Linked DNA regions of Homo sapiens: regions 1, 2, 4, 5, 6 and 7 are each linked to region 3. A link is an interaction called in ENCODE POLR2A ChIA-PET data of the cell type or tissue named here. Cell type or tissue: HepG2. All regions are shown on one strand. Region 1 has its middle 5.3 kb from the start of NCR3. Region 2 holds the start of CFB (complement factor B). Region 3 holds the start of APOM (apolipoprotein M). Region 4 overlaps SLC44A4 (solute carrier family 44 member 4). Region 5 holds the start of LSM2 (LSM2 homolog, U6 small nuclear RNA and mRNA degradation associated). Region 6 holds the start of HSPA1L (heat shock protein family A (Hsp70) member 1 like). Region 7 holds the start of DDX39B (DExD-box helicase 39B).

Region 1 (4,000 bases), 57 kb before region 3:
CACTCGACCTCTCAAAGTACTGGGATTACAAGCATGAGCCACTGCGCTTGGCCAACCTCAGCTCTACAAAAAAGAAAAAAAAAGTCCAGGCACAGTGGCTGACTCCTGTCATCCCAGCACTTTGGGAGGCCAAGGAGGGCAGATCACTTGAGGTCGTTAGTTCAAGACCAACCTGACCAACATGGAGAAACCCCGTCTCTACTAAAAATACAAAATTAGTCGGGCGTGGTGGCGCATGCCGGTAATCCCAGCTACTCGGGAGGCGGAGGCAGGAGAATCACTGGGAGACGGAGGTAGTGGTGAACTGGGATCGTGCCATTGTACTCCAGCTTGGGCAACAAGAACAAAACTCTGCCTAAATAAATAAATAGATAAAATTAGCCAGGTGTGCTGGTGTGTTCCAGTAGTCTTAGCTACTTGGGAGGCTGAAGCAGGAGAATCACTTGAGCCCAGGATTTCGAGGCTGCAGTGAGCTATGATCTTGCCACTGCACTCCAGCCTGAATGACAGGGTGAGACCCTGTCTCAAAAAAAAAAAATCACTACTGACAGATCATAACAGATAAAATAATCAAGAAAAAGTTTGAAATATTGCAAGAATTACCAAAATGTGCCACTGAGACACAAAGTGAGCACAGGCTATTGGAAAAGTGGCACCTACAGACTTGCTCAACACAGGGTTGCCACAAACTTCAATATATAAAAAAATGCACATCTGTGGAACACAATAAAACAAGGTAATACCTCTACAGGGATTGGTACAAGAGTATGCCAGACACTCTTGTATGTGTATCACACAGCTACAGGAGATAATACAGCACATAGAAGTGAAGGATGACATGTAATATGCCATGTGTCCACCCCTTACCGCATGCCCCCTTCTGGCTCCTTTTACTATTACATTTTTTAGAGACAAGGGTCTCACTCTATCACTCAAGCAGGAATACAGTGGTGTGATCATTGCTCACTGCAGCCTCGATCTCCTGGACTCAAGCAATCCTCCTGCCTCAGCCTCCCAAGTAGCTTGGAATACTGGTATGTGCCATCACACCTGACTTTTTACTTTTATTTATTTTTGAAAGACAGCATCTTGCTATGTTGTCCAGGTCTCAAACTCCTGGTCTGGCTCCTTTTATTTATTTTATTTATTTATTTATTTTGAGATGGAGTCTTGTTCTTGTTGCCCAGGCTGGAGTGCAATGGCTCAATCTCAGCTCACTGCAACCTCTGCCTCCCGGGTTCAAGCGATTCTCCTGCCTCCGCCTCCCGAGTAGCTGGGAGTACAGACGTGCGCCACCACACCCAGCTAATTTTTGTATTTTTAGTAGAGACTGAGTTTCACCATGTTGGCCAGGCTGGTCTCAAACTCCTGACCTTGTGATCCGCCCGCCTTGGCCTCCCAAAGTGCTGGGATTACAGGCGTGAGCCACCGCGCCCAGCCTGGCTCATTTTATATGAATACATGTTGTTGTTGTTGCTGTTGTTGTTGTGAGACAGTCTCGTTCAGTCGCCCAGGCTGGAGTGCAGTGGCACAATCTTGGCTCATTGCAACCTCTGCTTCCCAGGCTCAAGCGATTCACGTGCCTCAGCCTCCCGAGTATCTGGGTTCACAGGCGTGTGCCACCACACTCGGCTAATTTTTGTGTTTTTAGTACTGACGGAGTTTTGCCATGTTGGCCAGGCTGGTCTTAAACACCTGGCCTTAAGTGATCCACCCGCCTTGGCCTCCCAAAGTGCTGGGATTACAGGTGTGAGCCACCACACCTGACCTAATATATGTTTTTTCCTTTGTATCTGTGTTTCTAGCTCTGTGTCACAGTACTTTTGTAGACTGTCCAGTTCCCACCCATCACTGAAGTAATTCAGAGCTTTCTTTTGGAGAAGCAGTCATCTCATGGTTAAGAATGCTGGTTTGGAATGAGTCTAGGTTCAAATGTCAGCTCCCCCGCAATCCCCACAATTATGTTATACAACCTTTTTTTTTTTGAGACAGGGTCTCACTCTGTCAACCATTCTGGAGTGCAGCGGTGTGATCATATGATCATAGCTCCCCGTGGCCTTGAACTTTGAACTCCTGAGCTCAAGTGACCCTCCCACGTCAGCCTCCAGAGTATTTGGGACTACAGACACACATCATCACGTTTGGCTCACTTATTTTTATTTTTTGTACAGACAGAGTCTCACCGTGTTGCCCAGGCTGATCTAAAACTCCTGGCCTAAAGCAATCCTCCCACTTCGGCCTCCCAAAGTGCTGGGATTACAGGTGTGAGCCACTGTGCCCAGTCTAATCTTGAACAAATTATTTTACCTCCCTAAGCTACCGGAACAACCACACATGCCACACAACCTGGGAAGGACCAACTCAGCCATTCTCCAGCAGCGAAGTGGCTGCCACCCCAGGGATATCTAACTAGAGGATGTGGGATGGAGGCGTCATGGCAAGGCAAGGCCTGCCCCCTGGTGGTCAGAGAGCATGGGAGGCCCGAGCTACCAATGGTGGCTTTTCTCAACTGGGCCTTGATTCCAGCTTCTGCCCGATCCCCTACCTTGCTTGCCTCCTTCTATCAACACCCCATTCACACCCCAAAGGATCAATATAGGAAAAATTGTCTCTACTATCTCAGCTGTAAGAAGCCCACGGTTTGGGGAGGGAGAAGAGGTCACCACCAGTGGGGACGTGGAATAAGTAACTGGCTGGGGATAAAACTCCACTCTTCCGGCCGGGAGCAGTGGCCCACGCCTGTAATCCCAGCACTTTGGGTGGCCGAGGTGGGCAGATCACCTGAGGTCGGGAGTTCGAGACCAGTCTGGCCAACATGGTGAATCCCCATCTCTACTAAAAATACAAAACTTAGCCAGACGTGGTGGTGCGTGCCTGTAATCCCAGCTACTTGGGTGGCTGAGGCACGAGAATCACTTGAATCCAGGAGGCGGAGGTTGCAGTGAGCCAACATTGTGCCACTGCACTCCAGCCTGGGCAACGAGCAAAACTCCGTCTCAAAAAAAAAAAAAAACAAACTCCACTCTTCCACAGTGTACACTCAATCACATGGTTCTACTCCACGTCCCAAGGCAATGTGGCTTAGAAGACAAATCAGCCTAGGTTGGAGTCCTGGTGCCACTACTGTAAACTGGGGGTACCACCTGTAAACTTCCAGACCCCATTGCCCTAGGTGTTCAATGTGTGGTTCTTCTCCAGTGCTTCCCCCGTCCTGTGCAAGGGTGGCAGTGCCATTGCTACACCTGGACTCAAGGGCATCCTGCTCTCCCAGCTCTTTTCTATATCTAAGACTTCTAAACATTTGTCATAGCTAAAAATGTTCCAGATTCCAAAGACAGTATGTGGGGTTTTTTTTTCAGTCCATCTAGAATAAATCCTGATATGTGTGTACATTCAAGGGACCCCTTTTAATAACTCTGAGAACCTCTAGGGAAGGCTAACCTGCAAGACAGGAACTGCTGCGCTAATCAGCACAGTGGGCACAAGAATGGAACTTTTTTTTTCTTTTTTTTTTCTTGAGACAGAGTCTTGTTCTGTTACCCAGGCTAGAGTGCAGTGGTGCGATCTCGGCTCACTGCAACCTCCGCCTCCCGGGTTCAAGAGATTCTCCTGCCTCAGCCTCCTGAGTAGCCAGGATTACAGGCACCCACTACCATGCCCAGCTAATTTTCATATTTTTAGTAGAGACGGGGTTTCACTATCTTGGCCAGGCTGGTCTTGAACTCCTGACCTCGTGATCCACCCACGTCGGCCTCCCAAAGTGCTGGGATTACAGGCGTGAGCCACTGCATCCATCCTGGCCAAGGATGGAACTTTTCTAAAGAAATTATTCCCAGGCACTCAAGAGGAAAGGCAACAAATAAAACAGTGTTGAAGTGGATGTGCACTGGTCTCTGTTTTTGTGTGTGTTTTTTTTGTTTTTTTTTTTTTGAGAGGGAGTCTCGCTCTGTCGCCCAGGCTGGAGTGCAGTGGTGTGATTTCCGCTCACTGCAACCTCTGC
Region 2 (4,000 bases), 290 kb after region 3:
CCCAAGAGCCAAGAGACCTGCCGGGGGGCCCTCATCTCCGACCAATGGGTCCTGACAGCAGCTCATTGCTTCCGCGATGGCAACGACCACTCCCTGTGGAGGGTCAATGTGGGTAAGGCAGGGGATGCACCAGCCTCCTGATCCTGAAGCCACAGATCCTACCACCTCACCCAGCCTCTGGCCCCTGCAGGAGCCCTGGTCTAGCCTAATCTAGTGTATCATTTCCAGGAGACCCCAAATCCCAGTGGGGCAAAGAATTCCTTATTGAGAAGGCGGTGATCTCCCCAGGGTTTGATGTCTTTGCCAAAAAGAACCAGGGAATCCTGGAGTTCTATGGTGATGACATAGCTCTGCTGAAGCTGGCCCAGAAAGTAAAGATGTCCACCCATGCCAGGTGCCTGGAGTCTGGGATGGGAGGGTGCCCTGCAGGGAAGAGTGCTCTGGAGATCCCTGGAAGAGATACTGGGGACAGGCTGGTGTGACCCTTGCTCTTCTCCCCAGGCCCATCTGCCTTCCCTGCACGATGGAGGCCAATCTGGCTCTGCGGAGACCTCAAGGCAGCACCTGTAGGGACCATGGTGAGTGCTGGGACTTATGGTGCTTGAGAGCTGGGGCCGGGGTTTGGGGGTGATAACAAGGACTAGGCTGCAGTCCCCAAGCCAGGAACCTGGATTCTGGGTAAAAGGACCAGCACCAACATCCCCTTCTCTTGACTATAGAGAATGAACTGCTGAACAAACAGAGTGTTCCTGCTCATTTTGTCGCCTTGAATGGGAGCAAACTGAACATTAACCTTAAGATGGGAGTGGAGGTGAGGGTCTCAGGTTGGGGATGCTGGGATCCCCCTGTGACAGCTCCCAGAATGTCTCTCTTCCTTCTCCAGGTCTGGCTGCTTTCTCTCTCTGACGCGGGTCACCCCTCCTCCCAAGCCTCACAAACCTGCTAGGTGTCCCTGGGTCTGCTTATTCTTTTTTTGTTGTTATTGAGATGGAGTCTTGCTCTGTCTCCCAGGCTGGAGTGCAGTGGCACGACCTCAGCTCACTGCAACTTCTGCCTCCTGGGTTCAAGCGATTCTCCTACTTCAGCCTCCCGAGTAGCTGAGATTACAGGTGCCCACCACCACACCAGCTAATTTTTGTATTTTTAGTAGAGACGGGATTTCGCCATGTTGGCCAGGATGGTCTTGAACTCCTGACCTCAAGTGATCTGCCTGCCTCAACCTCCCAAAGTGCTGAGATTACAGGCGTGAGCCACTGCACCCACCCGGGTCTGCTTATTCTACCCTTCTCTCTGGTTCCACCCCTGCTGCAGTGGACAAGCTGTGCCGAGGTTGTCTCCCAAGAAAAAACCATGTTCCCCAACTTGACAGATGTCAGGGAGGTGGTGACAGACCAGTTCCTATGCAGTGGGACCCAGGAGGATGAGAGTCCCTGCAAGGGTGAGTCCCTCACCATGCCTGGATTCCCAAGGGGAAGGCCACCTGTGTCTCTGTGGCCAGCATGCATGCCAGAACACCAGTCCACTGCCCTAGATGACACTGTCTCCTGTCACCCTTTGCTGGCAGGAGAATCTGGGGGAGCAGTTTTCCTTGAGCGGAGATTCAGGTTTTTTCAGGTGAGAAGGTAGAAGCTTGCAGGACCCAGGGGTTACAGGATCTCAGCCTTGTTGGGGGGATGAGGGAGGCCTTTGAGGGATCTAGGGAGGTTGGGGCTTACAGTTGGGGCTGTGGCAGCCTCCCAGCCAGTTCTCTCCTTTTCTCCAGGTGGGTCTGGTGAGCTGGGGTCTTTACAACCCCTGCCTTGGCTCTGCTGACAAAAACTCCCGCAAAAGGGCCCCTCGTAGCAAGGTCCCGCCGCCACGAGACTTTCACATCAATCTCTTCCGCATGCAGCCCTGGCTGAGGCAGCACCTGGGGGATGTCCTGAATTTTTTACCCCTCTAGCCATGGCCACTGAGCCCTCTGCTGCCCTGCCAGAATCTGCCGCCCCTCCATCTTCTACCTCTGAATGGCCACCCTTAGACCCTGTGATCCATCCTCTCTCCTAGCTGAGTAAATCCGGGTCTCTAGGATGCCAGAGGCAGCGCACACAAGCTGGGAAATCCTCAGGGCTCCTACCAGCAGGACTGCCTCGCTGCCCCACCTCCCGCTCCTTGGCCTGTCCCCAGATTCCTTCCCTGGTTGACTTGACTCATGCTTGTTTCACTTTCACATGGAATTTCCCAGTTATGAAATTAATAAAAATCAATGGTTTCCACATCTCTCAGTGCCTCTATCTGGAGGCCAGGTAGGGCTGGCCTTGGGGGAGGGGGAGGCCAGAATGACTCCAAGAGCTACAGGAAGGCAGGTCAGAGACCCCACTGGACAAACAGTGGCTGGACTCTGCACCATAACACACAATCAACAGGGGAGTGAGCTGGATCCTTATTTCTGGTCCCTAAGTGGGTGGTTTGGGCTTACTGGGGAGGAGCTAAGGCCGGAGAGGAGGTACTGAAGGGGAGAGTCCTGGACCTTTGGCAGCAAAGGGTGGGACTTCTGCAGTTTCTGTTTCCTTGACTGGCAGCTCAGCGGGGCCCTCCCGCTTGGATGTTCCGGGAAAGTGATGTGGGTAGGACAGGCGGGGCGAGCCGCAGGTGCCAGAACACAGATTGTATAAAAGGCTGGGGGCTGGTGGGGAGCAGGGGAAGGGAATGTGACCAGGTCTAGGTCTGGAGTTTCAGCTTGGACACTGAGCCAAGCAGACAAGCAAAGCAAGCCAGGACACACCATCCTGCCCCAGGCCCAGCTTCTCTCCTGCCTTCCAACGCCATGGGGAGCAATCTCAGCCCCCAACTCTGCCTGATGCCCTTTATCTTGGGCCTCTTGTCTGGAGGTAAGCGAGGGTAACCTTCCCTTCCTGCTGTCTCCAGCATCCCTCCTTGGCCTTTTGGGGCCAGGCTTCATCAGCCTTTCTCTTCAGGTGTGACCACCACTCCATGGTCTTTGGCCCGGCCCCAGGGATCCTGCTCTCTGGAGGGGGTAGAGATCAAAGGCGGCTCCTTCCGACTTCTCCAAGAGGGCCAGGCACTGGAGTACGTGTGTCCTTCTGGCTTCTACCCGTACCCTGTGCAGACACGTACCTGCAGATCTACGGGGTCCTGGAGCACCCTGAAGACTCAAGACCAAAAGACTGTCAGGAAGGCAGAGTGCAGAGGTTTGAGGGCAATGAGTGTGGGCAGTGGCCTAAGGCAGAAACAGGGCAGGCGGCAGCAAGGTCAGGACTAGGATGAGACTAGGCAGGGTGACAAGGTGGGCTGACCGGGAGTAGGAGCAGTTTTAGGGTGGCAGGCGGAAAGGGGGCAAGAAAAAGCGGAGTTAACCCTTACTAAGCATTTACCCTGGGCTTCCAGGCAGCCCTGGAAGTCAAGAGAACACTCAGAAATGGGGAGGGAGAAGCAGTGGAAATCCATATGGGTTGAGGAGTAGGTAAGATGCTGCTTCTGCGGGACTGGGAATGCGCTGTTTCTCAGTGACATGGTCTCCGAGACCAGGAGGGATACACCTAAGGCAGCCTTTCCCTCTTGATGACTTCTACTTGTCCCCCCTTCTCAAAGCAATCCACTGTCCAAGACCACACGACTTCGAGAACGGGGAATACTGGCCCCGGTCTCCCTACTACAATGTGAGTGATGAGATCTCTTTCCACTGCTATGACGGTTACACTCTCCGGGGCTCTGCCAATCGCACCTGCCAAGTGAATGGCCGATGGAGTGGGCAGACAGCGATCTGTGACAACGGAGGTGAGAAGCATCCCCTCCCCCTACATTGCTGTCTCCCTGACGGCGCCCAGCCCGAGGAGTGGGCACTCGGCTCCGGACACTGTAACTCTTGCTCTCTACCTTGCTCACGGGGCCTCAGGCTTCAGTGCTTACCTCGATGTCTCATACCTCTGCAGCGGGGTACTGCTCCAACCCGGGCATCCCCATTGGCACAAGGAAGGTGGGCAGCCAGTACCGCCTTGAA
Region 3 (4,000 bases):
CGTGCCCTCTTCTCTTAACCTGCCCTGGGCCAAGGGCCTCGGCCCCGCGAAACTGCGAGTCCTCCAGAAAGACACATCGCTGTTGGGGTGTCCAACCTTTCTGGGATTCGTAGTTTATACCCAGGTCCTGGTTATATTTTAGTTAAGAGTTCTAATAAGCAGCTGTTTAATGAGCACTTGTGCCAGCCCATATACTACGGGTTTTGTGTATTATTTTAAAAAGCCTTTTAACGAGCTTTTAACATTTTTTAAGTGAGTACACTTAGACGAACATAAGTGTCAGAATTGACAAATCCAGGCCTACAGGACTCCAGATCGAGCACTTGTACTTTACTGCCCCAATAAAAAGCTGTTAACATTTTAGCTTATTTTTTTGAGAGAGGGTCTCGCTTTGTCGCCCAGGCTGGAGTGCAGTGGCGCAATCACAACTCACTGTAGCCTCTGCCTCCCGAGCCCAACCGATCTTCCCACCTCAGCCTCCCTAGTAGGGACCACAGATGCACACCACCACACCTGGCTAATTTTATTTTTATAGAGATGGGGTCTTGCTATGTTGCCCAGCCTGGTCTTGCAGACTTGGCCTCCCAAAGTGCTGGGATTATAGGTGTGAGCTACTGTGCCTAACCACATTTTAGCTTTTTATTACAAAAATTTTCGGCCGGGCGCAGTGACTCACACTTGGGAGGATGAGGCGGGTGGATCACGAGGTCAGGAGTTCAAGACCAGCCTGGCCAAAATGGTGAAACCCCATCTCTACTAAAAATACAAAAATTAGCCTGGCGTGGTGGCGGGCGCCTGTAATCCCAGCTACTTGGGAGGCTGAGGCAGAGAATTGCTTTGAACCCGGGAGGTGGAGATTGCAGTGAGCCAAGATCGCGCCACTGCACTCCAGCTTGGGCAACAGAACGAGACTCCCATCTCAAAAAAAAAAAAAAAAAAATTCAAACATTACACCAAAATAGAACAGTATTAATAAACTCTAATATACTGGTCACCCAAATTTTGTTTGTTTTTTAACTAAATCGCAAGCCTCAGCCCTCGGCAAATTTTTTGTGGCAGTCCATGGGATATAAATTTATCAAGCTAGGTGTGGTGGCTCATGCCTGTAATCCCAACACTTTAGGAGGCTAAGGTGGGCCGACTGCTTGAGCTCAGGAGTTTAATACCAGCCTGGGGCAACATGGTGAAACTCCGTGTCTACAAAAAATTAGCTAGGCGTGATGGCGTGCACCTATACCTCCTACTCGGGAATCATCTGAGCCGGGGAAGTCAAAGTCATGCCTGGGCGACAGAGTGAGACCCTGTCTTAAAAATAAATAAGTAAATAAATAATCTATCGAGGAAGATCCATCTCTCACAGCATTAACTGCTCCAGTCACTTGGTGCTATCCAAGGACAACCTATTTGGCAATTCTTACTGCCTATTATTTGAGAACTTATTACCCACCAGAAACTAAGTGCTTTGCAAACATTACTATTAATTATAGCAAATATATACTTTGGACTTACCATGTGCAAGTCTTTGCTAAGGGCTTTATGTGCATTATTTCATTTAATCCTATAAGATTGATGATTTGCCAATTTTACAGATGAAAAAACAGACATAGCAGTTAGGGGTTGGTGGTGTTTTGTTTGTTTGGAGACAGAGTCTCTGTCGCCCAAGCTGGAGTGCAGTGGCACAATCAGGGCTCATTGCAGCCTCGACATCCCAGGCTCAAGCAATCCTCCCTCCTCAGCCTCCCTAGTAGCTGGGACTACAGGCGTGTGCCACCACATCGGCTAATTTTTGTATTTTTTGTAGAGACAGAGTTTTGCCATGTAGCCCAGGCTGGTTTTGAACTCCTGGGCTCAAGCCATCCGCCCACCTTGGCCTCTCAAAGTGCTGAGATTACAGGCATGAGCTACCTGCCCTGCCTGTAGTTAGGGTTTGGACACATTCTGCCTGACACCAACATCTATCCTCTCTAACAGCCAGATTACATAGCCTCTTTGTAGTAATAAATGTTGAGTGAATGTGTCAGTGAACACTGCCAGGGTATACATATTTTTCTAATTGTAAACTAAAGAGAGCAATCCACCGTGCCCCAGCACCTGCATCATACCTGTTCTAAAGCATTTACCAAGTTGTATTGCAATGGTTTGTCTACACAGCTAGTTTTCCCTCTAACGACTTCTTCAAGATCAGGGGCTATGTCTTATTCGTTTTTTTATGTCCCCGGGGATTAGCTAGTTCTTGGGAAACAACTGGGACTTGGGATTCAAAACAGTTTGCTAAGTGAATGAATGAGAGGCCCAGTCAAGCTACTTCCCTTCAGTGCTGCACAGTGCAACAAATAACCAGCTCAGATACAGGTTCAAAGACCACAGGCTTCTCCCTGGACAGCTCAGCTCTCCTCATAACTCCTGAGAAACCCTGGACATGCCAGGGTGTACTATGGAGTGGTTGCATCCGGAAGAGGGGGAGGAAGTCCCAAACACTAAGTAATCCAGGTTTGGGTTGGAAAACAAGGTTGAAGTTACTCATTAGCAGGTGAAAGGGTCAAGGGTCGAACGCAAGGGAGCTGAAAGCAGAGTGGACTGAGCAGCCAGTAGGGGAGAGAGCAGTTAAGGCACACAGAGCACCAGCTCCCTCCTGCCTGAAGATGTTCCACCAAATTTGGGCAGCTCTGCTCTACTTCTATGGTATTATCCTTAACTCCATCTACCAGTGCCCTGAGCACAGTCAACTGACAACTCTGGGCGTGGATGGGAAGGAGGTATGGACTGAGATTGGGGGAAGCCTATGGTGGAGGCTCTGAGGGACTTGGGTGGATGGCCTAGGATGACTGGAGACCATCTTGGGAAAGGAAGAGAGGAAGGGGGTGTGAGTGTTGTGATAATGAAAGCAAGAAGAAAAATATCAGTACTGTGGCCATCAATGCAGAGGCATGGCAGAATTGGGGGGTGGGGTGGTTACCCAGGTTGACTGGGGAGGGGCAAAGAGGAAAAGTCATTTAATGACTCTTTGTCATGGATCCAATCCCCAGTTGGAAAGAGGAAGGCAGCCAACACCTCTACCCCTAAATCTTGCTGTTTTGACTGATGAAGAGGTTGAACCCATCCTGTGCTGGAACCCACCCTCTTTTGCTCCCTTCATTGTCTCTCCAGTTCCCAGAGGTCCACTTGGGCCAGTGGTACTTTATCGCAGGGGCAGCTCCCACCAAGGAGGAGTTGGCAACTTTTGACCCTGTGGACAACATTGTCTTCAATATGGCTGCTGGCTCTGCCCCGATGCAGCTCCACCTTCGTGCTACCATCCGCATGTGAGTGGTAAGGAGGCAGAAGCATCACTGGGTTCAGTCTCTGCCCAAAGTGTGAGAATCCACCCACCAAGAGCTGGCCTCTTAGCTGGTATATCTACTATGCTTGGCCCACGGAATTCAGTGGCTGTATTAATTGCCCTCTGGAGAAAGATGTGCCTAACCAATGCTTGGTAGCTTGAAACCCAAGGAGAGCTGGGCTTCAATAACAAATACAATGGAGTAAATAGAAGCCGGGACAGGCCAGACGTGGTGGCTCACGCCTGTAATCCCAGCACTTTGGGAGGCTGAGGCGGACAGATCACGAGGTCAGGAGATCGAGACCATCCTGGCTAACACAGTGAAACCCCGTCTCTACTAAAAATATAAAAAACTAGCTGGGCATGGTGGTGGGCACCTGTAGTCCCAGCTACTCACGAGGTTGAGGCAGGAGAATGGCGTGAACCCGGGAGGCAGAGCTTGCAGTGAGCCGAGATGGCGCCACTGCACTCCAGCCTGGGCAACAGAGTGAGACTCTGTCTCAAAAAAAAAAAAAAGAAGCTGGGACACTATGGTTGGGGTGATGCTCATTCTTTCCTCCTTGCCACCACCACCTCTGCAGGAAAGATGGGCTCTGTGTGCCCCGGAAATGGATCTACCACCTGACTGAAGGGAGCACAGATCTCAGAACTGAAGGTTGGTTCTTCCCAGCCCTCACCCTC
Region 4 (4,000 bases), 210 kb after region 3:
GCCTCTCAAAGTGTTGGATTACAGGCGTGAGCCACGGCGCCTGGCCTAAAACCTTTTTTTACCACAAAATGGAGACCTGTAAGGCGAAGTGAGGTTGGATGGCTGGACGGTGGGGGTGGGGTGCAGTCCTGGATCAGGGCCGGAGCTGTCACTTCTTCCTCTTCTTGTTGTCCGGGGGCGCCTCGTTCTTCTTGCCCAGAATCTTTAGAAGGCTCTTGGACATGTAGTAGGGCCGGTCCAGGGAGCCGTTGTTCCGCTCCAGGTCTTCCACTGAGCCGCAACAGAGACCGGTTAGAGCGGACCCTGGGGCCAGGAAATCGGGGACTGGGAGGCAAGCTGCCTGCGGGATTTGGAATCCAAGCTGCACCACCACCCTTACCCCCGGGCAGGTTATGTAATCTCAGTTTCCTCCTGTGAAGTGGGGTCGGGAATATTATGTTGCATAGAGCGATGATAAGAATTAGCGGAAAAAATGCATGTCAGTCGCTTAGGAGGAGACTGGCAAACCCTGAATGGATGCATGCTGTAGAGTAAGAAAATCCCCTGCCGCTACAGCCACCTGCTGGGAAGTCTCTCTAATGGCTCTTTTTTTTTTTTAATCTTTTTTCTTTGTTTTGAGACGGAGTCTTGCTGTCGCCCAAGCTGAAGTGCAGTAGCGCAATCTCGGCTCGCTGCAACCTCCGCCTCCTGAGTTCAAGCGATTCTCCTGCTTCAGCCTCCCAAGTGGCTGGGATTACAGGCGCCCGCCACCGCGCCCAGCTAATTTTTTGTATTTTTAGTAGAGAGGGGTTTCACCATGTGGGCCAGGCTGGTCTCGAACTCCTGACCTCAGGGTGATCTGCCCACCTCGGTCCCCCAAAGTGCTGGCATGACAGGCGTGAGCCACCATGCCTGGCCTCTAATGGCTAACTTCTACCCGAGATTTCTTAGGGAAGATAGCAGAGACCTCTCCATCAGAATGCTCCTTCTTTGGAGAGCCTACCGGCCTGGGGGCTCACTCTCTTCCTTCTTCCCTAAACGCCTGGCCTCAGGATGTCACAAGAAGCTCCCTCTGGTTCGTTTAGCTCACAAAGGCATTGTTTCTAGAAGCACCAAATCTCCAAAAAAAAAAAAAAATGCTTGAACGGCTCAGTACTTTAAGGTTGGGGACAGGTGGCTGGGGGTGTCACTCACGGAAGCAGAGGAAGAGCGTGTCCACACACATGCCGAAAACGCTGAAGAAGCCGCTGGCGATGACATAGGCCCCCAGGATGGAGGTCTGGAAGACATGACCCGTTGGGGTTATTGGGTTCCTCTGGGGAGTTGGGGGTGGAGCAGCAGAGAGGGGAGTCACTCACCATGATGGGCAGCCAGTAATAGTTGAGGTGGGGGCTCTTAAAGTCTTTACCCAGCCCCGGGATGCGACCGGAGAAAAAAAAGAAGGACAGGACCCCTGTGGAATAATTCTGGGGGTTAGTGCTGCACCTCTGAGGCCACCTCTTCAGCTGCCCAGCACCCCTACCCTCTGTCCCCACAGCTTCTGGTCCCTTACCCACGCCTCCGACCACCAGCAGCTTCCCAAAGAACAGCAGCAGGTCTGTGACTTTGTCCAGGACGACCACCCTGTGCCAGAAGTTAGGGCAGGTTGAGGGTGAGAGGCCTGGCAATGCTGAGAGTGAAATTGGCTTCGTAATTTGTGGGGACTGGTGCAAAATGAAAATTGTTCACGTTTCAAGATGGCAAGAGCAGAGCACTAAACTAAGTCTAGGGCCCGACTGAGCACAGCACACCCACGAAGCCAGCCTTGGGTGGGAGATCAGAGGAGGGAGCCACAAAGCGGGGGGGGAGCAGCCTAACCTGACAATGTTTCGCATGAGTAGCATGAACGCATTTTTGGCTGAGACACAGAAATTCTTCCCGTAGATGGCGATCTGAGGGAGGTGGAAAGGTCAGAGTTACCAAGGCGAGCTGCCTGGACCAGGATGGGGGTGTCTAGACCAAAGGGCACCAGAACAAAGGGTTGCTTGCAGTGTAGCTCACCATGATGTATGCATTGCGGTTTAGGAACTTGATAAATTTTTCCAGACACCAGAGGCAGCACTTGAAACAGCACATGATGCAGCGGGCTACAGGGTTCTGCACTCCTGGGAGCGAGGAAGGCTCATGTTTGGTCACTGCCCCTCCCTAATGGCCTTCCCCAGCTCCTGACTCCTACTCCGACTCCAGACTCACCTCTGAGCTTGTGGTCAATATACTCCAAGATGACCCGGGCTATCTGCACAAGGGTCAGGATGAGGGCTCCAAATGCCAATGACCCAGTGTGGTAACTGCAGAGGGTGTTATGCAGTCAGAGACAGCTCCAGGACCCCTGGGGCCCCCGTGCCTACAATGACCAGGCCCCTGCCCCATCCTTACCGGAGTGTGCGGATGAAGGCAGAGATTAAGGGGAAGGTAGGGATGTCCTGGGGCTTGTGGAAGGCCCAGTAGAAGGAGGCAAAGGCTCCAGCGAGGACGCATTGGCCCAGGGCCAGTACCCAGTTAAGGGTCCAGAAGAGCCCCAGGACCCCATAGATTTGCAGATTGAAGACAGAACGTTGGATTAGGCCTTTGGATGAGTAGCCCTGGAAGACGCACATCAGCCCTGGGCACGAGGAGTTCACAAGGTGGGCCTGGGAGGGTAGACGGGGATAGAGTAGGCTCAGGCATCGGGGGCCTCAGTATGGAGCCTGGGCGTCCCATTCCCAGTAGCTCCTGCCCCTCCCAGAGTTGACAGGTGGGAAGTAGCTTCTCTGGACTGCGGGAATCAAGTTCTGTCGGAGAGTTCCATCTCCAGGCTCAAACTCAGTTTGGTCTGCCTATAGCATAAGCATAATCAGCTCCCTCAGTCTCAATCAGAGGGGAAGGCACTCACTCAGCATTCCCATTCCAGAGCAGCCTCTGCAACGTCTACCAAAACCCTTTCCGGCAAATTGAACAGGCTGGGTATTTGATGATATTAAGGAATTATTGTTAATTTTGTGAGATGTGATAATGATATAGTGGCTATGCTTTTAAACAGTTCTTATCTGTTGAGATCCATCTCGATGCATGTACAGGTGAAATGGCATGATGTCCAGAATTTGCCTTAAAAGTCTCCAGAAAAAAAAATTTATGAGGCGGGTGCGGTGGCTTATGCCTGTAATCTCAGCACTTTGGGAGGCCGAGGTGGGCGGATCGCCTGAGGTCAGGAGTTCAAGACTAGCTTGGCCAACATGGTGAAATCCCATCTCTACTGAAAATACAAAAAATTAGCCGGGCGTGGTGGCAGACGCCTATTATCCCAGCTATTCAGGAGGCTGAGGCAGGATAATTGCTTGAACCCAGGAGGCAGAGGTTGCAGTGGGCCGAGATCGCGCCACTGCACTCCAGCCTGGGAGACAAGAGCAAAACTCCATCTCAAAAAAAAAAAAAATTATAGGTGAGGATATAGATGAAATAAGAATAGCAAAAAGTTGAGGGTTGTGGAATCTGGGTACAGGGAACTCACTGTGCTATCATCTCTACTTTTGCATATGTTTAAAAATTCCCATAATAAAAAGTAAAAAGTCACAAATTAAAAAGCAACCCTTTCTAGCAAATATAACCAAAAAAATTTTTTTTTGACACAGGGTCTCGCTCTGTTGCCCAGGCTGGAGTACAGTGGCTCAATCTCAGCTCACTGCAACCTCTGCCTCCCGTGTTCAAGCAATCCTCCTGCTTCAACCTCCCAAGTAGCTGGGACTGCAGGTGTGTGCCACCATGCCTGGCTAATCAAAAAATCTTTTTTTTTTTTTTGAGATGGAGTCTCACTCTGTCACCATATTGGCCAGGTTGGTCTCGAACTCTGGACCTCATGATTCACCTGCCTCGGCCTCCCAAAGTGCTGGGATTACAGGTGTGAGCCACTGCGCGCGGCCTTCTGTCAGTCTTTACTGCTAGATCACAAGCAAGTTGAAAACAACACTCACGTCATACCCAGCACAGTTGCTCATGTGTATAATCC
Region 5 (4,000 bases), 150 kb after region 3:
TTTTTTTTTTTTTTTGAGACGGAGTCTTGCTCTGTCACCCAGGCTGGAGTGCGGTGGCACCATCTTGGCTCACTGCAAGTTCCGCCTCCCAGGTTCACGCCATTCTCCTGCCTCAGACTCCCAAGTAGCTGGAACTACAGGAGCATGCCACCACGCCTGGCTAATTTTTTGTATTTTTAGCAGAGACAGGGTTTCACCATGTTAAACAGGATGATCTCAATCTCCTGACCTTGTGATCCGCCTGCCTCGGCCTCCCAAAGTGCTGGGATTACAGGCGTGAGCCACCGCGCCCGGCCTGGCCTGTTCTTTTTTTGAGACAGAGTCTTCCTCTGTCAACCAGGCTGGAGTAAAGTGATACAATCATGGCTCACTGCAGCCTTGACCTCCTGGGTTCAAGTGATCCTCCCACCTCAGCCTCCCGAATAGCTGAGACTACAGGCATGTACACTACACCTGGCTAATTTTTTATAGAAATAGAGGTCTCATCACTATGTTGCCCAGACTAGTCTCGACATCCTGGACTCAAGTGATCCTCCTGCCTCAGCCTCCCAAAGTGCTGAGATTACAGGTGTGAGCCACCATGGCCAGCCTAGTACTTACTTTTTTTTTTTTTTGAGACAGAATCTCACTCTGTCACCCAGCTGGAGTGCAGCAGTGTGATCTCAGCTCACTGCAACCTCTGCCGCCCAGGTTCAAGCGATTCTCCTGCCTCACCCTCCCGAGTAGCTGGGATTACAGGCACCAGCCACCGTGCCCGGCTAATTTTTGTATTTTTAGTAGAGACAGGGTTTCACCATCTTGACCGGGCTGGTCTTGAACTCCTGACCTCGTGATTCGCCCACCTTGGCCTCCCAAAGTGCTGGGATTACAGGCATGAGCCACACGTCCAGCCCGTGAGCCACTGCGCCTGACCTGTATTTACTCTTTAAACTATATATTGCTTTGTATTGTTTTCCAATACACGATACAATCTCTAAGCTTATCTGTAAATTTAAGGCACAAGGCATTTATTTATTGCTAAATTTTAAAATTTTTCTTAGAGATGGGGTCTTGCTCTATTGCCTGGGCTAGAGTGCAATGGAGTAATCACTGCTCACTGCAGCCTCAAACTCCTGGGCTCAAGCTTTCCTCCTTCCTCAGCCTCCCAAAGTGCTGGGATTACAGGCTTGAGCCACTGCACCCTATCCATTTATTTCTTCTGTACATCTTCCACCTCGCCTAGCCCTGAAATATTTCTCAAATTAAAGAGGTTCCAGGGCCCTGGGCACACCCACCCCCAACAGACTTGTTGGAACAGGTACCTACCTCAGGTCATTCTTTAGTTCCACGACCACATCCTTGCCCACAAGGGACTTGAAAAAAGAATAGAAGAGCTATTGGGAGAGAGGGGGAAAACCATCATGTGGGAAGGAGCATGGTAGGGAGGAGTGTCCTTTGACAGTATTACCAAATACTGGTATTGTGAACCCCACTGCATCCCTGACAGTTCTCAAAATTTCACAGGAAAGAATAATTGGTTGACAGAGCTGAAAGGCTGGAGCCCAAATTATTCTGCACACTGCACTGAGCCCATCACTTAAAGTCCCAGAGAGACTCTGCCCTGCATACGTCGGCCTCCCCACTGTGCTCTCTCAGTCGACCACCTTTCTCGGGTACCTGCCCACTCCTTTCAATGAATTGTAGAAAATATCCCACCCGCACCCTGCCGAAGCTTGCCTGGCAGAGAAGTGCTCTGAGGTCTAACTTTTCCGTCTCCCGCTATCCTCACTGAATCTCTCTCAGGGTTGGGGTTTTTTCCCTCATCATGGAAAAAATATCCCATTTGTTCTCAGTGCCTCCTCAATGAACCTGAGAAACAGTACAGTACTAAAGATGAAGATAAAAACTCCGGACCTAACTCCAGCCTAGGGGTACAAAGGCCAGATCCCCCGCCCCAACCATGCGAGGTCCCCGAGGGCGCCCCCTTTTGACGTCACGGTACCCACCATGGTGCTGGCGCCGCGGGCAGCGGGCCGGACCGGGAAGACAGCAGGGTGCTGCGAGCAGGTCTGGGGAAACCGAAGCGCGAGCCCGCGCGTGGGGCGAGGCGGGACCGCGCAGGCGCAGCGGGAAGCGACGCAGAAAGCTCCAAGCGCTGACGGGCAAAGCGCGGCCGACTTGCGGCTGGGGAGCGCAAGCTGGGTAGAGTAGAGGGGAGGAGGAAGCCGGGAAAGGGGCGGGGTTTCCTTCATTCCGACTTCCTCCCTGGCCGGCCGGCTCCCATTGCGCAGGCGCGGACCCTAGCCTGGGCTGCCAGACGGGTGGCGGGACTCAGCGCCTGAGCTCAAAGGATTTTGTTCTTTTCCAGAATCCTGCCATCTACAGCGTGATGTGTTTGTGCCCTACACACACTTCCTATCGAGAATTGTGGGGAGTTTGTTAAGATTATGAAGTGTGCACTTTTCTATATTTGTTAAAGTAAAAACATAAAATTTAAAAAATAAAATTAAAAAATGTTTTGAATCTTAAATTCAGCTGATAAAAAGAAAAAAAGGCCGAGGGCCGTGGCTCAAGCCTTTAATCCCAGCACTCTGGGAGGCCTAGGTGGGTGGATTGTGTGAGGTCAGGAGTTCGAGACCAGTCTAGCCAACATGGTGAAACCCCATCTTCACTAAAAATACAAAAAAAATTAGGCGTGGTCGCAGGCTCCTGTAATACCAGCTACTCGGGAGGCTGAGGGAAGAGAATCGCTTGAACCTGGGAGGCGGAGGTTGCAGTGAACCGAGATCGCGCCACTGCACTGCAGCCTGGGCGACAGAGCAAGACTCCGTCTCAAAAAAAAAAAAAAAAAAAATGACCGGGAGCAGTGGCTCACACCTGTAATCCCAGCACTTTGGGCGGCCAAGGCAAGTGGATCGCCTGAGGTCAGGAGTTCGAGACCAGCCTGGTCAACATGGCGAAATTCTGTCTCTACTAAAAACCCAAAAATTAGCCGGGTGTGGTGGCACGCGCCTGTAAATCCAGGAGGCATAGGTTGCAGTGAGTGGAGATCTTGCCATTGCACTCCAGCCTGGGCAACAAGAGCAAAACTCCATCCCAAAAAACAAAAAATGTTGAGGCCTGTAAATCCCAGCATTTGGGGAGGCTGAGGCAGGAGGATCATTTGAACCCAAGAGTTACAGTGAGCTACAATCTCCCCACTGCATTCCAGCCTGGGTGACAGAGCGAGACTCTCTCTAGAAAAAAGAAAATTATAAACAAACAACGTTGAGCAGTCCCAGAGATAAGGAGGAGCTGGAGCACAAATTTTGATTTTATCAAAGGTTACCAATAAATACATTTCTCCAAAGGAGCCAACCTCAATCTCCGCATTTCTTACACACTTTTGCCAAGACTGTCCTGTAAAGGACTGTGTAAAACTAAAGAGACTGTGGCTCACAGATACAAATAACCCAGTCTAACATTTCACTGTTAAATGTTTCAAACACAAACAGACAGAAATGCAGTTACATATTATTCTAACTCATATCCCCCAGGTTTTTATAAATATGTATTAGGACACAGGTAAAAGAAAAAAATGTTTTTGAGATGGAGTCTCGCTCTATCACCAGGCTGGAGTGTGGTGCCACGATCTCAGCTCACTGCAACCTCCACGTCCCGGGTTCAAGCGATTCCTCTGCCTCACCCTCCTGAGTAGCTGGGACTACAGGCACGCATCACCGTCCTCAGCTAATTTTTGTATTTTTAGTAGAGACGGGGTTTCACCATGTTGGGCAGGATGGTCTCAATCTCTTGACCTCATGATCCGCCCGCCTCGGCCTCCCAAAGTGCTGGGATTACAGGCGTGAGCCACTGTGCCCAGCTGGTAAAAATATTTTTTCATGGACTGAGACTTCATAAAACTTGTATTTGTCATCTTGCATAGACATACTTATTTGTCAAGAGTTTGTTATAGAAATATTTTCTGGGGCTGGGCACGGTGGCTCACGCCTATAATTCCAGCACTTTGGGAGGCTGAGGT
Region 6 (4,000 bases), 160 kb after region 3:
CCAGGCTCATAGGATCCTTTTGTCTCAGCCTCCCAAGTAGCTTGGACCACAGGTGAATGCCACCACACCCAGCTAATTTTTTATTTTTTTGTAGAGACCAGGTCTCCCTGTTGCCCAAGCTAGTTTCTCACTCCTGAGCTCAAGGAAACCTCCTCCCACCTCCAAGTCACCAAGTGTTAGGATTATAGGCTTGAGCCAAGGCGCCCGACCTCTTTTTTCTATCTCTATGAATTTGACTACTCTTGTAACTTCATATAAGTGGAATTATACAGTATTTATCCTTTTGTGACTTTGCTTATGTCACTTAGCTTATGTGCACAGGTTTCATCCATGTTGTAACATGTCACAATTTCCTTCCTAAGGCTGAGTAATATTCATATTTATATACCACTGTTTTTGATTTTGTTTTGAGACAGAGTCTCACTCTGTTACCCAGGCTGGAGTGCAGTGGCATGATCTTGGCTCACTGCAACCTCCACCTCCTGGGTTCAAGCTAATTCTCCAGCCTCAGCCTCCCGAGGAGCTGGGACTACAGGCGTGCACTGCCACGCCCAGATAATTTTTGTATTTTTAGTAAAAACAGAGTTTCACCATGTTGACCAGGATGGTCTCAAACTCCTAACCTTAAGTGATCCGCCCGCCTCGGTCTCCCTAAGTTCTGGGATGGCAGGCATGAGCCACCACCGCACCCGGCCTATATACATTTTGCTTATCTATCTCTCGATGGATACAGATTACAGAATTTACAGAATAATGTTGCTATGAGCAAGCCTATACAAATACATGGAGACGCTACTGTCATGGCAGACTGCTTTTTGGACAGGGTAGACAAAAGTATTCTCAGCTACTCAAAGAAGTTGGGAAGCAAGTAGCTGTATATTGTTTTCAATTTCCCAAGTGACCTAATTCTACTGTCCTGTTCCTATATATTTTACTGTGGGATTCTGTCTCTTTATGACCCAAGAGTAGTGTACATTCTGGTCTCTTCAAGAGACATCAGCCTCCACACTTGAGTTCTGCTGCCTTCCTGGGATAATATTCTCTATTAGGGGTTCACCGGCAGTAAATTCCAGTCAGGCTGAAGATGACTGCTAGAAAACCACAAGCCTTCCAGTTTTCTCAAACGACATGGCACTCCAGACAGTATCTGTATCCTTCTCCTAAATAAAACTCCTGTTTTCTGGAGCCAATAACTGATCAATAAAGGGTTTAAGGGCGGGGGGCGGTGGCTCACGCCTGTAATCCCAGCACTTTGAGAGGCCGAGGCGGGCGGATCACGGGGTCAGGAGAACGAGACCATCCTGGCTACCATCCTGGCTAACACGGTGAAACCTCGTCTCTACTAAAAAATAGAAAAAATTAGCTGGGCGTGGTGGCGGGCGCCAGTAGTTCCAGCTACTCGGATGGCTGAGGCAGGAGAATAGCTTGAACCCGGGAGGTGGAGCAATTAGCCGGGCGCGGTGGCGGGCGCCTGCAGTCCCTGCTACTCGGAAGGCTGAGGCAGGAGAATGGCCTGAACTCGGGAGGCAGAGCTTGCAGTGAGCCAAGATCGTGCCACTGCACTCCACCCTGGGCGACAGAGCGAGACTCCGTCTCAAAAAAAAAAAAAAAATTAAAAATAAATAAATAAAAATAAAATAAAGGGTTTAGTGTCTATCCCTCTCCACACCGCAGATTCCTAGGCCGCACTCCCTTTCCCCCGCTTCCCAGTTACCCCGCCTCCCCCTTACCCCGCCTTCCCCGCCTCCCCATTTCCCCGACAGGCCGCACTCCCTTCCCCCGCCTCCCCCATTCTGGCTGCTCCGACCAATCAATCTGAAGCCATCTTAGCTTTCCCCAAGTGCTCCTCCTACCCGGATCAGCCAACGCCCACATACCTCAGGCTTAAACCAACTAGGGAACTTTCCAGTACTTTCCCAAACAAGGACCTACTGAGCCTTTCAGGTTCACAATCAATCAGATCCCTACTGGCTCACCTAGTCTCCCGACGCCTTCGCTTCAGTTTGGAAACGTCCAGATTACGCAGCCCCAGCGAGTAGGTGGGGGCTCCCTCAATATCAAACTGCACAACCGGGGTCCCCCCACCCCCCACCCCGTCCCTCCCTGCAAATTTGAGACGGCTCCAACTCAGTAATCTTTTTCCAAACTGGCCCATGAGGTCAGAGACAGTATCTCCATTGTAACGTGGCCGGGCGGTGTCAACACAAACGCCCCCACCCTCCCCTGGACGCGCGTAACCCGCTCCCCGCACCAGCCCCCTGCCCACAACTGCGCAGGCCCAGCAAGCCCCCACAATTAAAAGCCCAGCGCCGACCCTTCCTGTCAATTAGGCGCTGAAGCGCAGGCGGTCAGCATCGCCATGGAGACCAACACCCTTCCCACCGCCACTCCCCCTTCCTCTCAGGGTCCCTGTCCCCTCCAGTGAATCCCAGAAGACTCTGGAGAGTTCTGAGCAGGGGGCGGCACTCTGGCCTCTGATTGGTCCAAGGAAGGCTGGGGGGCAGGACGGGAGGCGAAAACCCTGGAATATTCCCGACCTGGCAGCCTCATCGAGCTCGGTGATTGGCTCAGAAGGGAAAAGGCGGGTCTCCGTGACGACTTATAAAAGCCCAGGGGCAAGCGGTCCGGATAACGGCTAGCCTGAGGAGCTGCTGCGACAGTCCACTACCTTTTTCGAGAGTGACTCCCGTTGTCCCAAGGCTTCCCAGAGCGAACCTGTGCGGCTGCAGGCACCGGCGCGTCGAGTTTCCGGCGTCCGGAAGGACCGAGCTCTTCTCGCGGATCCAGTGTTCCGTTTCCAGCCCCCAATCTCAGAGCGGAGCCGACAGAGAGCAGGGAACCGGCATGGCCAAAGCCGCGGCGATCGGCATCGACCTGGGCACCACCTACTCCTGCGTGGGGGTGTTCCAACACGGCAAGGTGGAGATCATCGCCAACGACCAGGGCAACCGCACCACCCCCAGCTACGTGGCCTTCACGGACACCGAGCGGCTCATCGGGGATGCGGCCAAGAACCAGGTGGCGCTGAACCCGCAGAACACCGTGTTTGACGCGAAGCGGCTGATTGGCCGCAAGTTCGGCGACCCGGTGGTGCAGTCGGACATGAAGCACTGGCCTTTCCAGGTGATCAACGACGGAGACAAGCCCAAGGTGCAGGTGAGCTACAAGGGGGAGACCAAGGCATTCTACCCCGAGGAGATCTCGTCCATGGTGCTGACCAAGATGAAGGAGATCGCCGAGGCGTACCTGGGCTACCCGGTGACCAACGCGGTGATCACCGTGCCGGCCTACTTCAACGACTCGCAGCGCCAGGCCACCAAGGATGCGGGTGTGATCGCGGGGCTCAACGTGCTGCGGATCATCAACGAGCCCACGGCCGCCGCCATCGCCTACGGCCTGGACAGAACGGGCAAGGGGGAGCGCAACGTGCTCATCTTTGACCTGGGCGGGGGCACCTTCGACGTGTCCATCCTGACGATCGACGACGGCATCTTCGAGGTGAAGGCCACGGCCGGGGACACCCACCTGGGTGGGGAGGACTTTGACAACAGGCTGGTGAACCACTTCGTGGAGGAGTTCAAGAGAAAACACAAGAAGGACATCAGCCAGAACAAGCGAGCCGTGAGGCGGCTGCGCACCGCCTGCGAGAGGGCCAAGAGGACCCTGTCGTCCAGCACCCAGGCCAGCCTGGAGATCGACTCCCTGTTTGAGGGCATCGACTTCTACACGTCCATCACCAGGGCGAGGTTCGAGGAGCTGTGCTCCGACCTGTTCCGAAGCACCCTGGAGCCCGTGGAGAAGGCTCTGCGCGACGCCAAGCTGGACAAGGCCCAGATTCACGACCTGGTCCTGGTCGGGGGCTCCACCCGCATCCCCAAGGTGCAGAAGCTGCTGCAGGACTTCTTCAACGGGCGCGACCTGAACAAGAGCATCAACCCCGACGAGGCTGTGGCCTACGGGGCGGCGGTGCAGGCGGCCATCCTGATGGGGGACAAGTCCG
Region 7 (4,000 bases), 110 kb before region 3:
CCCCATCTCCCCCAGCTGCTGTCTCCACCTCATCATCTTCATAGTCCAAGAGCTCATTGTCCACATCGTTCTCTGCCATAACTGGGCCGGCAGGGGAAGAAGGGAAGGGGGATCTGGATGGGTTCTCGCAAAATAGGTGAAAACAAGGGGTGAAGAGTAGGGGATTGAGGAACAGCAAAGGAAAACAAAGATACTATTTCTAACAGAAGAGCTGGAGGGGGGAAAAAAAAAAGCAAGACTTAATCACGAGCACAGCCTTCACCACCTCTTTTCCATCCCCAGTTCCCACTTTCCCTAAACCAGGAAACTTTTACCTGGAAAGAAAAACAGATACAAAACATAAAAACGAAAAGCAAATATAACAGAACAGAAAAAGCAGTACCAGGGAAAGTGGTTAGGACAGAGGTTCCCAACAAGATTAGCAATCACAGTAGCGGAAACCAGAAAAGTTGGAAGGGGAAGACCAACTTATAAATTCTTGATCTGAAAGTAACAGTGAGGAAATAGAATAGATAATAAAAGGTAAAATACGACTAATAACTTAGTAAAGTGGAAAATGGAGATGACAAGTAGAGTCCTGAAAAGTCCTCAAAGGAAGACTCCGCTTTCCCTATTATAATCCCACCGTTATGGATGCCTAACTCAGCAGCCATCAGTCAAGGGTGATAGATGAGGGTCATCACTGCGCAAAGCGCTCACCTTTCGAAAAGAAAACATCATATGGCCGCCGTCCACCTCCCATAGCTCTCAGCCTCCCACTTCTCAGTATCCTCCCTTCCGCTGTTTAAGCAAGCCTTGTGTAATTAGCATGGGGGGGAGGGGCGGTGCAAGACAAATGGCTCGGCCACAAAAAAACAAAATTCATGTCTCCACCCTACAATAAGAAAGCTAATAGGTGACAGAGAAAGGCAATCCCCGCCCAGGCTTTAACAGGATCTTTACCAAGTGGTCTCACATCACTGTTACGCTACGAAGGTGAGACTCCTTTTGGAGAAACATACAATGACACCAATCGTATCGTAAACACTTGGAAGGCACTCCAAATTAAGTTGGGCAAGTCAAGGTGAGAAAAATCCAACTGGGCCCAGAAACCAGCTCCTCCTCCCAGTCCCACCGAGGGCCGAGAAAGAGCTCAAGAAAGGACAAGGAAGGTGAGAAGAGCCCCGCCCTCCGCAAATACCAAGACCAAGGGACGCCGAGCGCCGCCTCTCATTGATGCTGAGGCCTCCAATATGAGAAGAACCCATTGGAAGAAGGGAGCAAAACGAACACAATGGCGCCGAGGACACCATCTTGGATTGGGTCCCCCCTTAGCTTCCCTTCCTTCCCCCAGGAGCTCTTTGCTCTCGAAAGGGATGCAAGCTAAGGAAATAGCGAACCAACTAGGCCCCAGCGACCAGACCATCGCCTGTGAAAAGGGTATCAGGAACCCATGTGACGGGATGGGTGCGGAGAAGCGCAGATGGAAACGGATTGTAGCGAAGGCCAAAGCTTACCTAAACAGGGAGAGCGCGTATGGCGGCAGCAACAGCGACGAAGGAGGGAAATCTGCCTTCACTTCCGGTTGCAGGCTTCCCTCTACTCCAGCCTCCCGCCTTCTTGGCTGCAAGAGCGCAGGCGCAAGGGACCGGAAACAGGGCCTTCCGCGGTTATACAGATCCGTGCGCTCCAGGCTTGCCTTTGGAAAATGCCTGTCTGAAATTTGTTTTAAAACCGTTTCTAACTTCACTGCTACCGCCAGTAACAAAAGATATAAAGGAAACTAACGTCTCCCCCCCACTGTTATCTTTATTCTCTTATCCTACTCCTCTCCATGCCCCTCATCTCTTCGTTTAGGTTTTTGCCACGCAGGTCTTCTCTGTAGGCACCCCTCCATGGATGCGCGAGGAACGAGTGTGGCGAAGGCTGCGAGTTCCCACGGGGTCCTTGGCCCGGTAGTGAAGGTGACCTGAGGACTGCTGGGCACGCACTAGGAACCGGCAGGCCCTAGCTGAGGGGAGGGAGGAGGGAAGTCTCAGGGAACTGGATTGCTCGGGGGTGTTTCCCGACTCTTTCCCAGTCGTGGGGCTGGTGGGCGGTATTTTCCCAAAAGGATGCTGTCCGAGGTAGCTGATGCCCTAGGGCCAGTGAGTCAGGAAGGTGTTCTGAATCCGAGCGGGAAGACGGGGTCTGGATTCGGCCCCAAGTGTTAATAGTAGGGCTTGAGGGTTATACTACATTCCATTAATACTGTTTTTGTTTTTGTTTTGAGACAGAGTCTCGCCCTGTCGCCCAGGCGGGAGTGCAATGTCCTGATCTCGGCTCACTGCAACCGCTGCTTCCCGGGTTCAAGCGATTCTCCTGCCTCAGCCTCCCGAGTAGCTAGGATTACAGGCGCCCGCCACCACGCCCAGCAAATTTTTGTTTTTTTAGTAGAGACGGGGCTTCACCCATGTATGACCTCAGGTGATCCACCCACTTCGGCCTCCCAGAGTGCTGGGATTACAGGCGTGAGCCACCGCGCCCGGCCCATTAATACTGTTAATTCGAGCAGAATGTTCTTGGCCCCGCCCCAACAGCCCCATTGTTCAACCTGGATTTTTTTCCTGAATGAAACATTTGCTATCCCCGTCTTTGAGATGGGGAGCTACAAAAGTAAGACCTGATGTCCTGCTGTGTAATAAAACAACAAACGTTTGGCCCTCTCCCTGTTAACATACTTAATCATTTAATACTAAGGAGTAGGTACCGTTATTCTCATCTTATTGACAGAAGCGAAGCAAAGCAACATATCTCAAGCAGTACGGCTGGTGAGGTTACAGCCAGGATGCAAACATCTCTCATTCTCTATTGTATTCTGCCTCCCTGCTCAAAGAATCTGGTTAGTAAATACACTGCAGGTTACCTTATTGGTTCAAATTCTTGGTGAAGTAAGCTTGTCTTCAGTGACAAATGAAGTAACTAATTCAAGAATGGTGTCATAGAAGGTATTTTCCCAAGTATCATTTAATTTATTCAAAAGTATTTATCAACTGCCTCCCTTGTGCCACATGTTGTCCTAGGATCTGGGGACACAACGGTGAACAGCCCTGTTCTCACAGTGTTTACATTACAGGAAAGAAAACACATAAACACAAATATAATGTCAAGTATCGATAAGTGGTCAGGGTGCAGTGGCTCAGGCCTGTAACCCAACCCTTGAGGAAGCCGAGCCCGAAGGATTGCTTGAGCCCAGGAGTTTCAGACCAGCCTGGGCAAGTGAGACCCCATCTCTACAAAAAATTTTAAAATTAGCAAGGCATAGTGGCACTCGCCCGTAATCCCAGCTACTCAGGAGGCTGAAGTGGGAGGATCATTTGAGTCCAGGGGGTCAAGGCTGCCGTGAGCTGGAACTCCAGCCTGGGCAACACAGCAGGACCTTGTCTCAAAAAACCAGTAGCAGTAAGTGCTATGAAGAAAATGCAAGGTAAAGGGGCAAAGAGCACTTGCTCCTACACTCCAGCTTTTCTCTACAGTTGCGATCTATAGTCCTCAGATTCCCAAATGAGGAACCATGTTTCTCACTTTAGAGAAATAATAAAGTACTACTTGTTCTTGTTTCTCCAAGAAGTTTCAAAGGATAGCCATTTGGGCTGTTTAGGGAATATGTAAACAAAAAACAAGAAAGTGACTGAAGGCCAGGCACAGTGGCTCACACCTCTAATCTCAGCACTTTGGGAGGCCAAGGCAGGTGGATCACTTGAGGTCAGGAGTTTGAGACCAGCCTGACCAACATGGCGAAACCCCATCTCTACTAAAAATACAAAAAATAGCCAGGCGTGGTGGCACACACCCATAATTCCAGCAACTTGGGAGGCTGAGGCAGGAGAATCGCTTGAACCTGGGAGGCAGAGGTTGCAATGAGCTGAGATCACGCCATTGTATTCCAGCCTGGGCAACAAGAGCAAAACTCCATCTCAAAAAAAAAAAAAACAAAGTGACTGAAAATGAGAAATGATGAGGCAAAAGGAGGCTGCTTCAA

Evidence for each region. ChIA-PET counts read pairs that join two places held together with the same protein. Peaks named below come from ENCODE experiments on the same cell type or tissue, not always from the same donor. Only the 100,000 strongest peaks of a DNase experiment are listed, where the experiment ranks them.
Region 1: POLR2A ChIA-PET joins it to region 3 with 17 read pairs; 17 of 35 experiments call an interaction of 5 or more read pairs at or near these places.
Region 2: POLR2A ChIA-PET joins it to region 3 with 13 read pairs; 10 of 35 experiments call an interaction of 5 or more read pairs at or near these places.
Region 4: POLR2A ChIA-PET joins it to region 3 with 40 read pairs; 18 of 35 experiments call an interaction of 5 or more read pairs at or near these places.
Region 5: POLR2A ChIA-PET joins it to region 3 with 15 read pairs; 26 of 35 experiments call an interaction of 5 or more read pairs at or near these places.
Region 6: POLR2A ChIA-PET joins it to region 3 with 10 read pairs; 30 of 35 experiments call an interaction of 5 or more read pairs at or near these places.
Region 7: POLR2A ChIA-PET joins it to region 3 with 25 read pairs; 26 of 35 experiments call an interaction of 5 or more read pairs at or near these places.

Annotation. Positions count from the first base shown.
Region 1 is chr6:31,596,299-31,600,298 of GRCh38, forward strand. No RefSeq gene overlaps it. Among named protein-coding and RNA genes, the nearest start is that of NCR3, 5.3 kb to the left of the region's middle. RefSeq lists enhancers at 931-1,431, 1,432-1,932. In HepG2, CTCF peaks have their summits at 868 (motif pointing left) and 2,453 (motif pointing left); DNase peaks (open chromatin) are centred at 883, 2,063 and 2,433.
Region 2 is chr6:31,943,416-31,947,415 of GRCh38, forward strand. It overlaps C2 (complement C2), which reads left to right. Exons shown (of 18, transcript NM_000063.6): 12 at 1-112; 13 at 229-394; 14 at 502-578; 15 at 720-811; 16 at 1,312-1,438; 17 at 1,565-1,614; 18 at 1,763-2,257. The coding sequence ends at 1,942. CFB (complement factor B) reads left to right here and starts at 2,680. Exons shown (of 18, transcript NM_001710.6): 1 at 2,680-2,870; 2 at 2,958-3,191; 3 at 3,592-3,777; 4 at 3,933-4,000. The coding sequence starts at 2,807. RefSeq lists an enhancer at 3,911-4,000. In HepG2, no CTCF peak of the experiment used is centred here; a DNase peak (open chromatin) is centred at 2,446; H3K4me3 peaks cover 1,121 bases.
Region 3 is chr6:31,653,325-31,657,324 of GRCh38, forward strand. APOM (apolipoprotein M) reads left to right here and starts at 2,570. Exons shown (of 6, transcript NM_019101.3): 1 at 2,570-2,756; 2 at 3,148-3,302; 3 at 3,901-3,974. The coding sequence starts at 2,643. In HepG2, a CTCF peak has its summit at 2,613; DNase peaks (open chromatin) are centred at 1,507 and 2,457; H3K4me3 peaks cover 3,178 bases.
Region 4 is chr6:31,863,479-31,867,478 of GRCh38, forward strand. It overlaps SLC44A4 (solute carrier family 44 member 4), which reads right to left. Exons shown (of 21, transcript NM_025257.3): 14 at 2,395-2,648; 15 at 2,212-2,306; 16 at 2,020-2,123; 17 at 1,837-1,910; 18 at 1,532-1,602; 19 at 1,338-1,432; 20 at 1,174-1,258; 21 at 1-270. The coding sequence ends at 149. Among named protein-coding and RNA genes, the nearest start is that of NEU1, 2.7 kb to the left of the region's middle. RefSeq lists enhancers at 1-149, 150-773, 774-1,398. In HepG2, CTCF peaks have their summits at 563 (motif pointing left) and 2,385; DNase peaks (open chromatin) are centred at 263, 513, 2,013 and 2,768; H3K4me3 peaks cover 2,877 bases.
Region 5 is chr6:31,804,770-31,808,769 of GRCh38, forward strand. LSM2 (LSM2 homolog, U6 small nuclear RNA and mRNA degradation associated) reads right to left here and starts at 2,197. Exons shown (of 5, transcript NM_021177.5): 1 at 1,986-2,197; 2 at 1,306-1,373. The coding sequence starts at 1,988. In HepG2, CTCF peaks have their summits at 1,966 (motif pointing left) and 2,315; a DNase peak (open chromatin) is centred at 2,232; H3K4me3 peaks cover 1,720 bases.
Region 6 is chr6:31,812,913-31,816,912 of GRCh38, forward strand. It overlaps HSPA1L (heat shock protein family A (Hsp70) member 1 like), which reads right to left and starts at 2,371. Exons shown (of 2, transcript NM_005527.4): 1 at 1,977-2,371. HSPA1A (heat shock protein family A (Hsp70) member 1A) reads left to right here and starts at 2,631. Exons shown (of 1, transcript NM_005345.6): 1 at 2,631-4,000. The coding sequence starts at 2,845. RefSeq lists enhancers at 1,734-2,563, 3,270-3,839, 3,840-4,000. In HepG2, no CTCF peak of the experiment used is centred here; DNase peaks (open chromatin) are centred at 1,869 and 2,519; H3K4me3 peaks cover 1,414 bases.
Region 7 is chr6:31,540,454-31,544,453 of GRCh38, forward strand. DDX39B (DExD-box helicase 39B) reads right to left here and starts at 1,550. Exons shown (of 11, transcript NM_004640.7): 1 at 1,497-1,550; 2 at 1-211. The coding sequence starts at 79. ATP6V1G2 (ATPase H+ transporting V1 subunit G2) reads right to left here. Exons shown (of 3, transcript NM_130463.4): 3 at 3,991-4,000. ATP6V1G2-DDX39B (ATP6V1G2-DDX39B readthrough (NMD candidate)) reads right to left here. Exons shown (of 13, transcript NR_037853.1): 3 at 1,497-1,695; 4 at 1-211. SNORD84 (small nucleolar RNA, C/D box 84) reads right to left here and starts at 725; the gene lies at 648-725. It also overlaps DDX39B-AS1. RefSeq lists enhancers at 980-2,179, 1,057-1,978 and a silencer at 1,292-2,207. In HepG2, no CTCF peak of the experiment used is centred here; DNase peaks (open chromatin) are centred at 808, 1,598 and 1,928; H3K4me3 peaks cover 2,929 bases.